Linked DNA regions of Homo sapiens: region 1 is linked to region 2. Evidence: chromatin contacts called from ENCODE Hi-C data. All regions are on one chromosome and are shown on one strand. Each heading gives the region's core, a stretch centred on a gene start or an enhancer-like site at or near the end of the contact. The rest is flanking DNA. Distances are from core to core; before and after follow the strand shown. Region 1 has its middle 62 kb from the start of QDPR. Region 2 overlaps LINC02493 (long intergenic non-protein coding RNA 2493).

Evidence for each region. A loop is a pair of places that touch in the nucleus more often than their neighbours do. Pooled maps may share reads with other maps.
Region 1: a map with no recorded cell type shows a loop between it and region 2 (3-fold over the local background). The contact joins two enhancer-like sites. A Hi-C loop is called at or near these places in 4 of 168 maps with a recorded cell type or tissue (Caco-2, GM12878, OCI-LY7 and 1 more), 1 of 37 single-sample maps with no recorded cell type and 8 of 50 pooled maps.

Annotation. Positions count from the first base shown.
Region 1 is chr4:17,446,365-17,453,965 of GRCh38, reverse strand. No RefSeq gene overlaps it. Among named protein-coding and RNA genes, the nearest start is that of QDPR, 62 kb to the left of the region's middle. Within about 2 kb of position 5,010, at least 3 of the 41 ENCODE cell types and tissues checked have a DNase peak (open chromatin) inside an H3K27ac peak, as active enhancers do.
Region 2 is chr4:17,164,790-17,172,473 of GRCh38, reverse strand. LINC02493 (long intergenic non-protein coding RNA 2493) reads left to right here. Exons shown (of 6, transcript NR_125919.1): 5 at 206-341; 6 at 671-717. Among named protein-coding and RNA genes, the nearest start is that of LINC02493, 17 kb to the left of the region's middle. Within about 2 kb of position 5,378, at least 8 of the 41 ENCODE cell types and tissues checked have a DNase peak (open chromatin) inside an H3K27ac peak, as active enhancers do.

The sequences.
Region 1 (7,601 bases), core at 3,761-6,260, 280 kb before region 2:
GTTGACACAGGATTGCCACAAACCTTCAATTTCAAAATATGCAACAAAGCAAAGTGCAATAAAAGGAGGTATGCCTTTAGTAAAAACTGGAAGTCAAACTTATAAAGGGGTGAAAACAAGAAGGGTTGATCACTTTGTGCAGACCTTTAGTTTTGTCTTCCAGTCCTTCCCACACTGCAATGCATGACCTAGCAAATTTCAGGGTCTCTAGCGTGCAGCAGAAAGCTTCATAGTCAAAGTTAGTTTTAGAGTTTGGTGACCTAATTCTTTTGTCTTTGTTTTTGTCTCTGCAAATTCCTTACATTTGTGCCAGCTTACTTAGTGATGCATTTCAAAGATAGTTTAAAAAAAGATTTCATTTCGTATTTTAGTGATTTTCCATTAGAAGGGTAGTTCGAAGTACCTGGTCTTCCATCCTGCTGGAAATAAAAATCCCTTTAATGCCTGTACTAGTCAGGGTTCTCCAGTGAAACAGAACAGTATATAAAACTACACATTTATATATGTATTTAAAGAAAGAGATTTGTTATAAGGAATTGGTTCGTGTGACTATGGAGGATGAAAAGTCCTGAGATGTGCAATCAGCAAGCTGGAGGCCTAGGAGAGCCAGTGGTGCGGTTTCAGTATGAGAGCTGACAGGCTCAAGACCCTAGAAAAGCTGATACCTGATACAATCCCATTTGTTTATTTTTGCTTTTGTTATATCAAACTAAAAAACTTCTGCACAGCAAAGGAAACAATCAACAGAGTAAAAAGCCTACAGAATGGGAGATTTTTTTTTTTTTTTTTTTTTTTTATTAGATGGAGTCTTGCTCTGTCACCAGGTTGGAGTGCAGTGGCGCGATCTTGGCTCACTGCAACCTCCACCTCCTGGGTTCGATTCCCCTGCCTCAGCCTTCTGAGCAGCTGGGACTACAGGCGTGCATCACCACACCCGGCTAATTTTTTTTTTTTTTTGTATTTTAGTAGAGATGGGGTTTCACCATGTTGGCCAGAATGGTCTCGATCTCCTGACCTCAGGTGATTGTGGCATGATCTCAGCTCACTGCAACCTCCGCCTCCTGGGTTCAAGCGATTCTCCTGCCTCAGCCTCCTGAGTAGCTGGGATTATAGGCGTGCCCCACCATGCCTGGCTAACTTTGTATTTTTAGTAGAGACGGGTTTTCTCCATGTTGGTCAGGCTAGTCTCGAACTCGTGACCTCAGGTGATCTGCCTGCCTTGGCCTCCCAAAGTGCTGGGATTACAGGTGAGAGTCATCACGCCTGGCTGAGACTGGGTAATTTACAAAGAAAAAGAGGTTTAATGGACTCACAGTTCCACATGGCTGGGGAGGTCTCACAATCATGGCAGAAGGCAAAGGAAGAGCAAGGTCACATCTTACATGGCAGCAGGAAGGAGAGAACTTGTGCAGGGAAACTCCCATTTATAAAACCATCAGATCTCGTGAGACTTATCCACTATCACAAGAACAGTGTGGGAAAGATCCACCCCCGTGATTCAATCACCTCCAACTGGGTCCCTCCCATGACACACGGGAATTATGGGAGCTACAATTCAAGATGAGATTTGGGTGGAGACACAGCCAAACCATATCATCAGAGAACTGCATATCAAAACCACAGTGAGGTATCATCTCACCCCAGTTAGGATGGTTATTATCAAGAAGATTAAGAAAAAATGCTGGCAAGGATGTGGAGAAATGGGAACTCTTACTCTTGGTGGGAATGTAAACTAGCACAGCCACTGTGGAGAAGAGTATGGAGGGTCATCAAAAAGCTACAGATAAAACTGTCATATGATCCAGCAGTCCCATTTATCCAAAGGAAAGAAAATCAGTGTATTGAAGAGACATCTGCAGTCCCATGTTTATTGCAGCTCTTTTCAAAATAGCCAAGATATGTAATGAACCTAGGTGTTCAACAACAGATAAATAGATAAAGAAAATGTGGCATATATACACAATGGAACACTATTCAGCCATAAAAAGGAATGAAATCCTGTCATTTGCGGCAACATGGATGGAACTGGAGGAAATTATGTTGTTAAGTACAAGTCAGGAACAGAAAGTTAAACACCACATATTCTCAGTCATATGTGGAAGCTAAAAAATAGTTGATCTCATAGAAGTAAGAAATAGAACAGAGGAGACTAGAAGGTGGGAAGCGTAAAGAGAAAGGGGGATAGGAAGAGATTGGTTAAGGTTATAAAATTACAGTTAGATAGGAGGCATAAGTTCTAGTTTACCACAGCACTGTAGAATGACTATAGTTAACAATAATTTATATAGTTTCAAATAGCTAGAAAGAGAGCATTGAATGTTCCTGATACAGAATTGCTGGGTCCTGGCTAACCTCCACCCTCAAGCCTGGAACCTGGGCCCTAAGTGAAAGCAGCTGACCTCATTTTTTCTGCTCAAATAATTGCCTTTTTGGCCCTCCCCACCCCCATCCTGTGCCCATAAAAAGACTTCGTCTGGCAGAGCAACACAAGTGGCTGGTGCAAGTGGTTGGGGATGCAAGCTGCTGAGCCTCGGAGATACAAGTTGGTGAACTTTGGGGATACAAGCAGCTGAGCATCAGAGACTATGGAGACGCAGTTAACTTCAGATGGTTCAGTTTCAGGGAAAGATCATCTTCTTCCCATACCACCCCCTTTCCAATTCCCCATCCCACTGAGTGCCACTTTTATCACCCAGTAAAATCCTCCACATACACTACCCTTCAAATAGTTCATGTGACCTGATTCTTCCTGGATACCGAACAAGAACTCAGGTGTCAAAAAGGACAGGTGCAGGAGGCTATCACTCTGACCCTTCACTGAGCTGCTAACAGTTAGCCATCCATGGACTGCAGGCTGAGTGAAATGAGCCACTCCAGTTCCTGCCCACAAAGGGGGTCGAGGTCAAGGAAACAATCCCATCTCAGTCCCAACACAAAAAAAAGATAAATGTTTGCCATGATGGTTATATTAATTGCCCTGATCTGATCACTATGCCTTACATATGTATTGCAATATCACTAAGTATGCCATACATATGTACAATTATGTGTCAATTAAAAAAATTAAAAATAAATAACTAAAAAGAAAAAGAGCTGATGTTTCAGTATGAGTCTTAAGGCCTGAAAAGACCAATGTCCTGGCTCAAGGCAGTTAAGCAGGAGAAGTTTCCCTTTATTCAGACTTTTTGTCCTGTTAAGGTCTTCATTTGATTGGATGGGGTCCTCCCACATTAGGGAAGGCAATCTTCTTTTCTTAGTGTACTGATTCAAATGTTAATCTCATCCAGAAACACCCTCACAGACACACCCAGTATAACGTTTGACCAGATATCTGGGCATCTAATGGCCCAGGCAAACTGACACATAAAATTAACCATCACAATGGATTATCCACAAAAGGGCAGCTATCTCCCTAAGGGGAATTCAGCTCTAGCTTTTGAAGTTTTTTTTCCTCTTTGTCACATGCATTATCCTATGTAGATCTGGTCATTCATTTATTCATCAAGGACCTCCTGAGAGCCTGCTGTGTGCCAGACACTACTTTGGATACTGGGGAGACAGTGAACAAAGTAGACTTATTGTGTAAAAAAAGTACACACTGGCAGTATCCTAATTTTGTGTAAATGGCTTCTGAAAATGTGCATAAAATAAAATGTAAGAAAATCTAAACAATAGGCTTATCTAGTATTAAGGGAGGGTTCATTCAGAAAAAAGCTAAGAAATATTATAAAACTTCTATTTATATCTTGCCTTTTAGTCATAATTTTGACAACAGATTCCCAACTTTTCAGAATATTTCTAAATTTGTTTTGATTGTTGTCTTTCTATGAGTGAACACACAATTGCTCTTGTTAAGCCCCATGAGTGTGTGTTTGAAGCTAAAGATGCGTCATTTTAGACACATATAATGGTCTCCATCTCTATCTCACTTCTAATAGGTTTGTGATATTTACAGTTCTTATCAGGTATTAGGGTTTTTATTTTTTAGGTTTTCACTTACTATACGACATAAGGACCAACGCTCTGCAACTTTACTAAAGAAAATAAATAATCTTTATACACTGATTACTTAGTTATGGGCATTTTGTTAAGTGCCTTATGAATATTATCTTTTTAAATCCTGGGATAGGAGTACATCCCTGGACCATTTATAGAACTGCATTCTGTTCAATGAGTTATTACAGAGAAAGGGAAGTGGATGAAGTTGAAAAGATCATCATGCCATAATGGATAGTACACAAAAGACATAATTAGCATGAAAAAAATTCAGCTTATTCAAATAGAACTGTAGTTACTCTAATGAATAAATGATCCCTTGATTATACTTTCAAGTAATACCAAGTCTAAAAATGGTTGTTAAACCAACAACTTCTAAGTTTTAATTGATTTGGAATGAATATGTGGGCCTCCATTATCATAAGCCAGACCAATGTAGTTGAGATGCCCATTTTCCCACTATTCCTAGCCCTGAACTTGGCTAAACTGCTCAACTCTTTGAGCCTCAGTTTATTTTTCTGCAAAATGGGAGCAATCGTAAGAACGTCAAAGGATGCGAAAAGGATAAAGTAATTTATCCTTTAATAAAGGATAAAATAAAGTTTAATAAATAAAATAAAAGAACATACAGTTTGGAACTTGGAACATCATAGTTGTTTGAAAAATATTTGGGCTTCTATTTCCTGCAGTCAGGTATATTCTAAGTATTCAATGAATATTTGTTGGAGGTGTTGAATTCCAATATCTATAAGCAAAGAGAAGTATTATATTAAAATAAAATTAGTTATTGAATTTGGTGTTAAATAGTTTAGTCTAGAGCTGCCTCTTTACATATTTTAAGTTCAGCCTAAAGATTTCTCTGTACATCATGAACTATAACCTAAACGGAGATATAAACAGACTGTAACCTACTCTTGTGCCAATCACCGAGTTTTGGCCAGTCAAAGGGTGCCAACTGTTCAAACCGTGTTCAAATAAGGTAAATGCCTGAGCTGTCACCAGTCCAGCTGTTTGTATACCTCACTTCTGTTTCCTGTGTGTCACTTTCCTTTTTCTGTTCATAAATCTTCTTCCACCCTATGGCTGCTCTGGACTCTCTGAGCCTACTCTGGCTCTGGAGGCTGGCTGATTCATGAATCATTCTTGCTCAATTCAACTGTTACATTTACTTTGGCTAAGGTTTTTCTTCTAACATTGGAAAGAAAGCTGAAACCTTTCAAACTTTACTCTTGAATCTTCTTTTCCTTGTCAGGGAACTCTTCAAGGGTGGATGTCCTGGAATGGCCAATTATTTGTCTAAATGCTTTGTTTCTTTCCTAACCAATTAGGCTAAAACACCTCTGGTAAACAAATAGGCATACAGGCCCCCCGCCCTCACCACCCCATAAATAAGACTGTAGGTGAGAAAGGCAGGGAGGCTGCACTTTCCCCTTCTGATCTGTGCAGGGGAGGTTTCTGCTTCAGGGGATGTGGAGGAGACTGGTCCTGGCTTAGTCTTCTTAGGTAAATCTTTGGCGGGAGCAGCAAGCTGCCCCTTCTAATCTGCCTTCCAAGTGCATGTAGTGGTTCATGGCACTGCTTTACAAGAGGGATGGGTTTGATGGGTGGAGCACTTGCACATTTTTAACTTATAAAAGTCCTTGTGAGCCAGGCACAGTGCCTCATGCCTGTAATCCCAGAACACTGGGAGGCTGAAGTGGGAGGATCACTTGAGGCCAGGAGTTGGAGACCAGCCTGGGCAATATAGTGAGACTCTGTTTCCACCAAAAAAAAAAAAAAAAAAAAAGAAAAAAAAGAAAAAAAAATTAGCTGGGTGGTGGCACACACCTGGAGTGTTAGCTACTCAACAGGCTGAGGTTGGTGAATTGCTCAAACCTAAGAGGTTGAGGCTTCAGTGAAGTTGGTTATGATTGTACCACTGGGCATCCAAGTCTGGGCAACAGAGAGAGACCCTGTGTCCAAAAAACAACAACAAAAAAGTTATTGTGAAACCCTTAGAAGAGACAGTACCAGAGCTTATCAGTATCTGGTTTTTCTTTCCTTTCTGGGTCCACAGAGGATTACATTTCCTAGGTCCTTTGCCAGTAGGTGGAGCTATGTGTCCAGTTTCACTTCAGAGCCCAAGCATAGAACATACAGATGTTGGTACTGCCACACACTCTCTTCAATCTTGTCTTGAGATGTTAGAGCCACAAGGCAAGGGACATGTAGTTTGCTGAGTTACTGCATTGACCTTAGTTGTCCTGGAGAGCTGCCCAGACATACAGTAGATGTAGCAAACATGAAGAGTAAACTATTATGGTATGAAGGCACTTAAATTTGAGGGCTATCTGTTACTGCCTCATAATCTGGTTTATTCTGACTAATTGAGCCTCGCGGGGAAGGTTTGAAATGGGGTAGAAAGTATTCTGTGCTACCAACAAAATATCCTAAAACTATGCCAAATAGTCTACTGGTAAATGATGGGGAATCAAGACTGGAGGTGGGAAATGAGGGGAAGGAAAGCAATGAATCTGGAGAAGCTGCAACAGAATTACTGTCTAAAATCATGATCAATTGCTTTTTCTGGGTTTTGAGTTAGCCTGTAACCTTCCTGCATTCCAGGATTCTCAAATAAATTCTATGCCTTTGCCTATCTCAAAGGAATCTCCTCGAAGACCATCGTTTTTGAAATGCCTTGAAGATTGCTTACAGCAGAAACCAGCTCAGCACCTGTCTGTTGCCAAGTTTCTTTGCAAGTAAGGAATGATAGTCGTATGACTTTAAACTATCATTCTTCCTTCACTTGAAGTGAGCAAATTTGAGTCAACAAATAACGATGGGAGCTTACATCAAGTGACTGTGCTTGGCTGTGGGGCTACCAAGATGAAGAAGGAATGCTCCTGCCCTCGAGGAGCTCACAGTCTAGTGGGAGGGAACAATGCGGACATAACTGGCTACGGAACAAGTTAGCCTGGGGAAGGGCTTCAGCAGAGGCATAAACAGAAAAAGTCAGGGTCCAGAGGGAGAGAGATCTGTTCTCTTTGTTGGGGAGGGGTCTGGGAAGGCTGTATTTTAAGTTAGTACTTGAAGGATGACAAAGACCTTGATGGTTTTCTGTGAGGTATGAAAAACTGCCAGTGTTGTATCTCTAGCTTTAGGAGTTTTATTCCTATGCTGCAGAAAAATCCAGCTCGGGAGATGTGTAATTTAAGCATTTTCAAAGCCCATATAACCAGAGATCTGGGCTAATGGGAAAATAGTCATAACATTGCCGCTAAATGCAATAACTTGTTGATATATTTTGCTCAATTACCCTTGTTAATGATTCATCAATCTTTTTTTGCTTCCTGCACTAAAAAAATCTTGCTGCAGAATTTTGCCCAAACATATACACACCCAGTTTTTGGCCCTTGGCAGCCTTCCTAAGTGGAGAGTATTTTCCACATGTGGTTGTTGACATGTAGATTTTGAAATTCAAAAACAATGGATACATACAAGAGGGAGAGGAGACTGAGAATGTATCCTCCATGACACACAAAGATCAGTGTTTTTTACAAGGTGGTCCCGGCTGGGTGTGGTGGCTCATGCCTATAATCCCAGCACTTTGGGAGGCTGAGCTGGGC
Region 2 (7,684 bases), core at 4,129-6,628:
AACTTTTTAATCTCCTATCAGATGCATTAAATTTTTGATGATAGCTATAAACTAGAGAAAAATTGCAAATTCCATACAAAAATGGCGTTATCTTTGGAATCTTTGTTTTTTCTGAGTACAAATCAGAAATGCAGAATGTGTTGAGGACACAGTAGAGGGCACAGATGTGTGCTGCAGGGAGCTAAAACATGCAATTCTTATGTAGACAGCATCTGATCCCTTAACATTTGTGATTCCGAAGTCCCCTGATCCTGGATATCACGTGGATGATAACCTTTAATGAAAAAGGCCACCACTTACGGGGTGTCTACTGTATGTTGCATATTTACCAATTTGGTCAGGTAAGATTTTTTTGGGTGTAAGTGACAGAAAAATCAAATAGGTATTGACTCTATCCAGGATTCAAACAATATCACCTGGAGTTGACGTTCCTCCACTTCTCAGCTGTTTCTTTGGGTTGTTAGATGTAATCCTGCAGTCAGAGCAGTGTTTCTTAACCTCGGCACTATTGACATTTTGGGACAGAAAATTCTTTGTTGTGGGGGGCCATCCTATGCGTTGTAGAATGTTTAGCAGCACCCCAGCCTCTATCCATTAGATGAGAAGAGCAGCTTTCCCAGAGTTATGACAACCAAAAATGTTCCCACATATTGCCAAATGTCCCCTGCAGGTCATTGACAGCCACCAGAACCACTGGAATAAATTAACATGGCGCCAGGTGCTCTTGAAGCTGTATCTTTCCTGATGCAGACCAAGCAGAGAAAGACTTCTGTCCCAGAATTCTCAGGGAAAAACATTATGAGATTCACTCCTACTGGAGCTACTCAGGAAGGTGGACCACCCTCAAAGCAGTTGCCCTAAAATCACCCCTGAAGCCAGCTGAGATTGGCAGGCCCAAGCCATGTGTTCCACTCTAGGGATGGGAATGGAGCACCAGTCATACCATGTGGATGAGAGCTGGGTAGAGAGAGACTATCACCCAGTGAAAACCAGGGGAACAGCTGTGAGAGGGGTAGAAGGTGGGTGAGGCAAACAGCAAATGTCTACTTGCAGAAAAGTGACCTCACTTAATTTCACAATAAGTGAGGCACAGAGAGAATAGGTAAATTGCCCAAGGTCATACAGCCAATGCATGGTCAGATATACAGTTGTTTTATTATATGAATCAAAGAATGGGAAACAATGCCTTTCTTTCTGCAATCATAGAGCTGTCGAGAGTTAAAAATTCATGTCCAGGTGTATTTGCAGTGTCTTTCTGAAGCAGAGTAGGATATCTGCTCTCAGTAGCCTGACTTAAAAATTAAAATATATTTCTCCCCAGTTACAGTATCATAAGTGGTCAAACGATGTATTTATAATACTGCCACATTAGTGTTAACACCTACTTCTGGTTCATTATGAGTTAAATAGGCTTGTTTGTTAATTTAGAAAACCAGTCATAACGTATGAAATTGTTTCTATCAAAAAAATGCATTCTGAATACTAAACTATCAGCTTACCAATGAACTTCTGGAAAATGCAGTACCTTTCTAAGCTAGGGGTTGCATGTGTTATGAAGCTGACACTGTACTTTTAGGTGATTCATTTCTTCCATGAGACTTGAAGTATTTGCTCAAAGTTTCAAGCCACTGGTTGAATTTCTAATAATAATGAAATTTACACAAGTTCCCATGTTACAGAACGGAAAATGACCCAAATCTAAGAATACATGAAACAATGAGAAGTTGCACAGTGAGCTCCAGGGATCTACCTGTCACTTGCCACCTATATTCCCATTTTTAATCAAAGGTCTTTGTTAATCATATCTGGACAGGTTATAAGTCACTATATCTTAAGAGATTTCAACTCAATATTGAGCTCAAAGTTGATTTATTTACATTAGGCAGAAAGGAAACATGATTGTTTTTACTTGTGAAATGCATTGGCTTCACTTTAAAGCTGCCCAAAGCCCTGAAAGCAGAGAGAGAAAGAGAGAGAGAGATCCCTGCCCTTCCTGAGGTTAGAATTTTAGACTTGTCTTTGGAAGTGCAGTACTTGTTATAAAATTTTCTTAACCTGTCTCCCACCCACATCTTCGACAATTTAACAAATTCCCTTTAAATAGGCTGCCATTTTGCACTGTTGCCATCTACTTGTCAAGTTTTAAGCTACTCTTTTGCATAAGATGATGTTAATGAGCAGGGAAATCCCATTACTTAAATTTAGTGAAACTTTAGCTCACTCAAGGGGCCTCTTTGGTAAGTTTTTCTCTTTAAGAGATGATGTGAAAATGTCTATTTAAAATAAGGTTAAGAGCATTACTGCAGTAATTTTTACTTTTAAAAACGGGTACCTTTGGAAACACATTTATATCAAGAATGTTCAAGAATTGCAGAAAACAGCTGCACACAATCTTGACAAAAATAGCTTTAGCTTTCTATAATTTTTGCACTGTTTAAGGACTGCACTAAAGGAATTTGAAATCAAGATGATTGACATTATGCTTTTCTTTAATGCTGCAGACATGGGCTTTAAAAAAAAAAGTACTCTGCACGCAAAACCTAATTGCTCTCTGCTTCTGCAAAGGGTTCCCTTCAATATAATTGCATTTTCCTGATATAACTGATTAAAATAAATTAAATGAGCCACTCACTTATTCTTCCAGTTTGCAAACTTTGAAATTTTTAACAGGGTTTTTATACAGGCATACATTGTGCAACTCTACAAACTATTTAGTAAAGTGTATTATAAGTACACTTTTGAAAACCTAGATAACAAGTTCTTAATAAAAAGAAAAGATGACACAATGTCTAGCCCAGGGGCCATCAAGTAAATCTCTTCTGATGCCTTTTCAAGACAGCCGGTTCTTACCAGCTTTGTCTAGGCCCTCTGTAAGATGGGAGCTGCCTTCGGTGAAATTTATATTTCTTCTGATTTGTTTGCATCACCATTTGGTAAATGTTGATGAAGGAGAGGCAAAGTTCTTGGGCTGGGCTTCCATTTCCATGTTCTTTCATGATCCTTAGCTTTACTATTAAAAAAAAAAGTATCTGTATCTATAGTATGTGTGTATATTACATTATTAATTATATTATGTATATGTGTATGTTTTACAAAGATGGGCTTGTTTCAAGACTTTTTATAAGTCCCAACTAAGCTTTCTTGTGATTTATGCATTTATGAACACATGTATTATTTTAGTGGTAAATCGATGTCATTTACACTACAGAAAATATATCAGAGTTTATAAATATGTTGCAAAATAATAGCTACTTGGCTTAAAGTAACTTATTGAGTATGTGGCAGTTGTTAAAAGAAAGAGTTCATGCATTGATCAATGGAACGACTGCAGAGTGACCATAAACCAAAATGGGAAGGGAGAATAGAAAGAATAGAAATCGTGGTAGAAGACAGAGTGGCAGACGAAATATTGGAAATAATCTACTCATTTTCAGTTTTCTTTCTAAATAACATCATATCTCACTGTGTCTTTTGTCACCAGGTGTTATAAACCTTAAATATGTGTGTGTGTGTGTTTTTTTTTTTCTCTGAGAAATTTTGAGGGAGTTAAGGAGACCGAGCTCCTCAAGTCTTTAAACATTCTGGTCAGGTTTCCTCCAGGGGCTTGCTGCTGGAAGAATGTCTTATGGGTAAATTTCCACTCTCAGCAGGGAGTGTTTTGCATGAACTGACTCCCAGGAGAATATGTTATTTTATTCCATACAACAAAGCCCAGGCAGTGACTCATATTAAACTGACCAGGATGGGGGAGGGGAAACATTGACCTGGAGGGAGTTGAGGGGAGGGTAGAGGACACAATTTACTTTCTAAAAACTGACTACAGCTCTCTGGGAAATGAAAAAGCTCTGAGGTTTCTGTGTTTCCTTGTGATGTCTTTGTATAAAAAGTATTTGCAATGTGTCATAAGGATTTTCTAAGACAAAATGAAGATTCTCAGTCAAGGGAAGAAAACCCAAGACTTTCTTAGACAAAAAGTAAGGAAACTGTCTTTCTCACCTACAGTTGTTAGTTATAATATCAGCTATAATTGATAGGATGGATATGGCTAATTTAATAAAGCCAGTTACTGCTCAGCACAAGAAACAAGACTCATAAAGATACTGATTTTAAAGGAAAGCCATTTCTTGCCTGGATTTGCATGTTTCAATGCGACACAACGTAAACATGGATTCTTCTCACAATAGCTAAAACAACTTGAATCTCAAATACCTTTCCTTTTTAAAAAGGTTAGAGACTCACCAACTGTTACTGCCCTGATGTTTTCTATTGTTAGAGGGCTGCTTCTTGATAAAATGATACAGCTGTGCAATTCGATCCTTTTAATTATCTTTTTTATTATTACAACATGCACCAGGGTCCTAAACTTCTGAGGATTTATTGATAAGGGCGTCTTCCACTTGTACTGCCCCATTTTATTGCTGTTTTTATAATGGTTTCTAACTAATAAAATGTTATCTTATTCATTTTGTTTATGTGTAATAAATCAGAAGCCTTTCCCCTTCTTCGGCTAGGCAGATATGGGTGTGCATGGGTAGGGGAGATTGTCTCAATATGTTAAACCAATGATGTGTTTTGCATACAAATAGAAACTAGTACAAGAGCATTTCATTAAGGAAAGTATCGCTGTTTCTGCATGACCTAGGGAAAATTAATATTCTAAATACAAAATCATGTGACTTGGGGTTTTGCCTCTTTCCAGCAATCAAAGCCGTGAAAAGCTGTCTGGAATAAAGCTTAGGTTTCTTCTTCATTCCTATGAGCCATATTATTTCCTTGTTGAAGAAAAGATACAATGGAAAAAATAGTGTGTGCAGTTTTTAGGCAGCTTTATATTCTGGATGTTATATTCATTCAACAGATATTTATTAAACCCTTGAGATGTGTCAGACACTGTGGTAGGTACAGGAGTGAACAAGAGACATGGTTCCTGCCCCCAGACAGCTTATATTTTTATGGGGGGAAACAGATACCAAACAAATGATTATGTCAATGAATATGTAATTTCAATTGTGATAAGGGTTGGGAAGGAAAAGCTCAAGAAATTGAGACAGTATATTGCATTAGGATTCATTCACTCATTCAGATGACTTTTCATTTTCTTGCTTTATTCAAAGACAAGGAAGGCACCACTGCAGCCTGGTGAGGGAGGCTTGCCCTTGCAGACTGTCTCCTGGGGGCCCCTGAGACACTGGGTAGCAGTTCACCCAAAGGAGTAGGCAGGACGTGGTGCTGAGAGGAGGAGCTGCCATGTTATCTGAGAGCTGAAAAGTTTTCCGGGCACAAGACCACATGGGCAAAGGCAAGGGGAAGGGCAGGGCATGCTTTCAGAGGAGAGTGAATAGTTCTAGGAAACCAGGGGAGGAGACCTGCAAGGTTTGGAAGTAAGCCTGGAAAATCAGGCTGAAGGCAAGTGGTGAAGAACGTTGTGTGCTTTGCTGACGCATTCAGACTTCATTCTGAGAGCTGCGGGGGCCTGTAGGAATTTAAAGAGGGAGGTCATAGTGGACATATTCAGTTACCGATAGAGCATCCATCTGTCCATTTCCCCTTCCTGAGAGTAGTTCCACTTATTTTCAGGTAGCTACCCATCTCCCAATAGCCCATATGCTCCAGGGGAAGTTGAACCAACCTCCAGCTGCAGGGCTTGACCCTATTAAGAATCATCAGAACCCTCTTAATACTATTTAATAGCCCTCTTAATACTTCTCTGGACCTGATTGGACTGGCCATTTTGGCCGAGGCCAATCAGCTCATGACTTCACTTTGGCTACAGGACCCAATTTAGGAATAAGTATATGACCAATTCCTGGCAGTTAGATGCAAAGGGGGGATCTGTGGGAAAATTCTGGGAAAGCAATTTCTTTTCTCTTAACAGAGCCATTGAACAAGATGCCTTTTCTTCTTATGAAAGCCAAGGGGTACAGATGTGGAGCCCAGATTGCTATAGCCAGCATGCTGTCTGGTTGCCGACCTCAAGCTGAAGCTCTCACCCCCAGTAAAGTACAGTCTGCATGGTTTTGTATGCCCCTTACTCACATGTGATCCTAGGTAGGATACACAGTGGAGATTAATCATTGTAAGTACCTCACAGGAGGTTTGGCAGGGTGCGTGGCTCATAGTAAGTGCATAATAAATGTTAATTATTTTTATTCATTTATTAAATACTTACTGAGAGTCTGCTATGTCCAGGCACCATGCTAAGTACTAAGGATAGACAGTAAGCAAGAAAGACACAATCCTTGCCCTCAGGGTATGACTTATCTTTTATTTGTCACTTGCAGGGATTTTGTCATTCTCCATATTGCAGTTAGTGACCGATGTGTACTTTACTCATGTTTATATCCACCCATGGTGCTTAAGATGGTGGCTTATAGGTGGTGGAAACTCACTGAATGTCTACTGAAAGGAAATGCCAAAATAAACATGCATCATATGCCTTGTAAGTGCAAACCCTGAGCCAACCCACAGTGGCAATACTCATGGAGAGACTGTGTAGTTCAGTGGTTAGAGGAACTGGTGTTTGTTTCAGAAAGGCTTTCCTTTAAATTCTGGCTCTGATGCTCAATAGCTCTGTGACCCTGAGCATGTTACTCTTTCCTTGTCCTTAATATGATAATACCTGTCTCATTAGGGGTGCTATGAGGGATTAAATGAGATGGAAATTATATATATTATATACTATACATAGTGTATTGCCTAGAAGTACGCAATATATTATATATTGCACATAGTGCATTGCCTGGAAGAAAGTCACCTCAATAAATTACAGTTCTTTGTTATTTGGGTATTTCACTGACATGAAATATTCACTTTGTATTCATTTGGGTATTTTATTTTAACAAACTTTAGTCATTTTGATTCCCCAGCTTCTGGATACTTTCCTATTTGAGCAGAAGCCCAAGGAGGGGGCAAGTATTTCCTGTCTCTACTGGCTAACAGCTAGATCCAGGGCCAAAACTTGAGTGTGAGTAAGAAGAAGCTTCTGTCTAGGACTTTGAATAATGAGAGAATGATGTGAAGAGACATTATCCATGGCATCTGTGCTGGACTCAGGAGATCACTGGTGTAGAGTGAATGTCCAGGGCAAATGAGTCTAGCAGCATGGAATGGGTTGGGAGGGAGCACATGGCCGGTAGTGATGGGGCAGGATCCTGGCTCTGCTCACAGACTCTTGAGCCTAGTTCCTCTGCCTTCAGATCCATTCCTTGAACATCCCAACACCATTTATTCATTCCCTTCCTGTGTAAATCAACCAGAGTTGCTTTCTGTTGTTTGCCACCAATGACCTTAGTTGCATTTGTGATTGCATAAATGCATCTAACATTTGCATTCTATGAAATGTGAGAACTTCTAAACCAGAAATTCAAATTTTGTACTTTTATGGCATTAATGGAATACCTCATGAGTTACTGAAGGTTATTTGTGTTATTAAAAAGTAAACTTGAAAAAAAATCAATATGAAATCTTCTCACTAAACCATTAAAAGCCAGATACCCAGCAGTGAGGCTACCATATAGAAATAACCTTATTTTATATTTCTTGAGCTTGGCTAAAATCCAGACATGACGCTGCTCAGATAATGTTATTTTCAATGTGTCATCTTATTCGTGGCAATCTTCACTGTATGTGTAACTCAAGAAAATATTGACTACAAGCCAATCCATGGGCCAAAGCCTTAAATCTA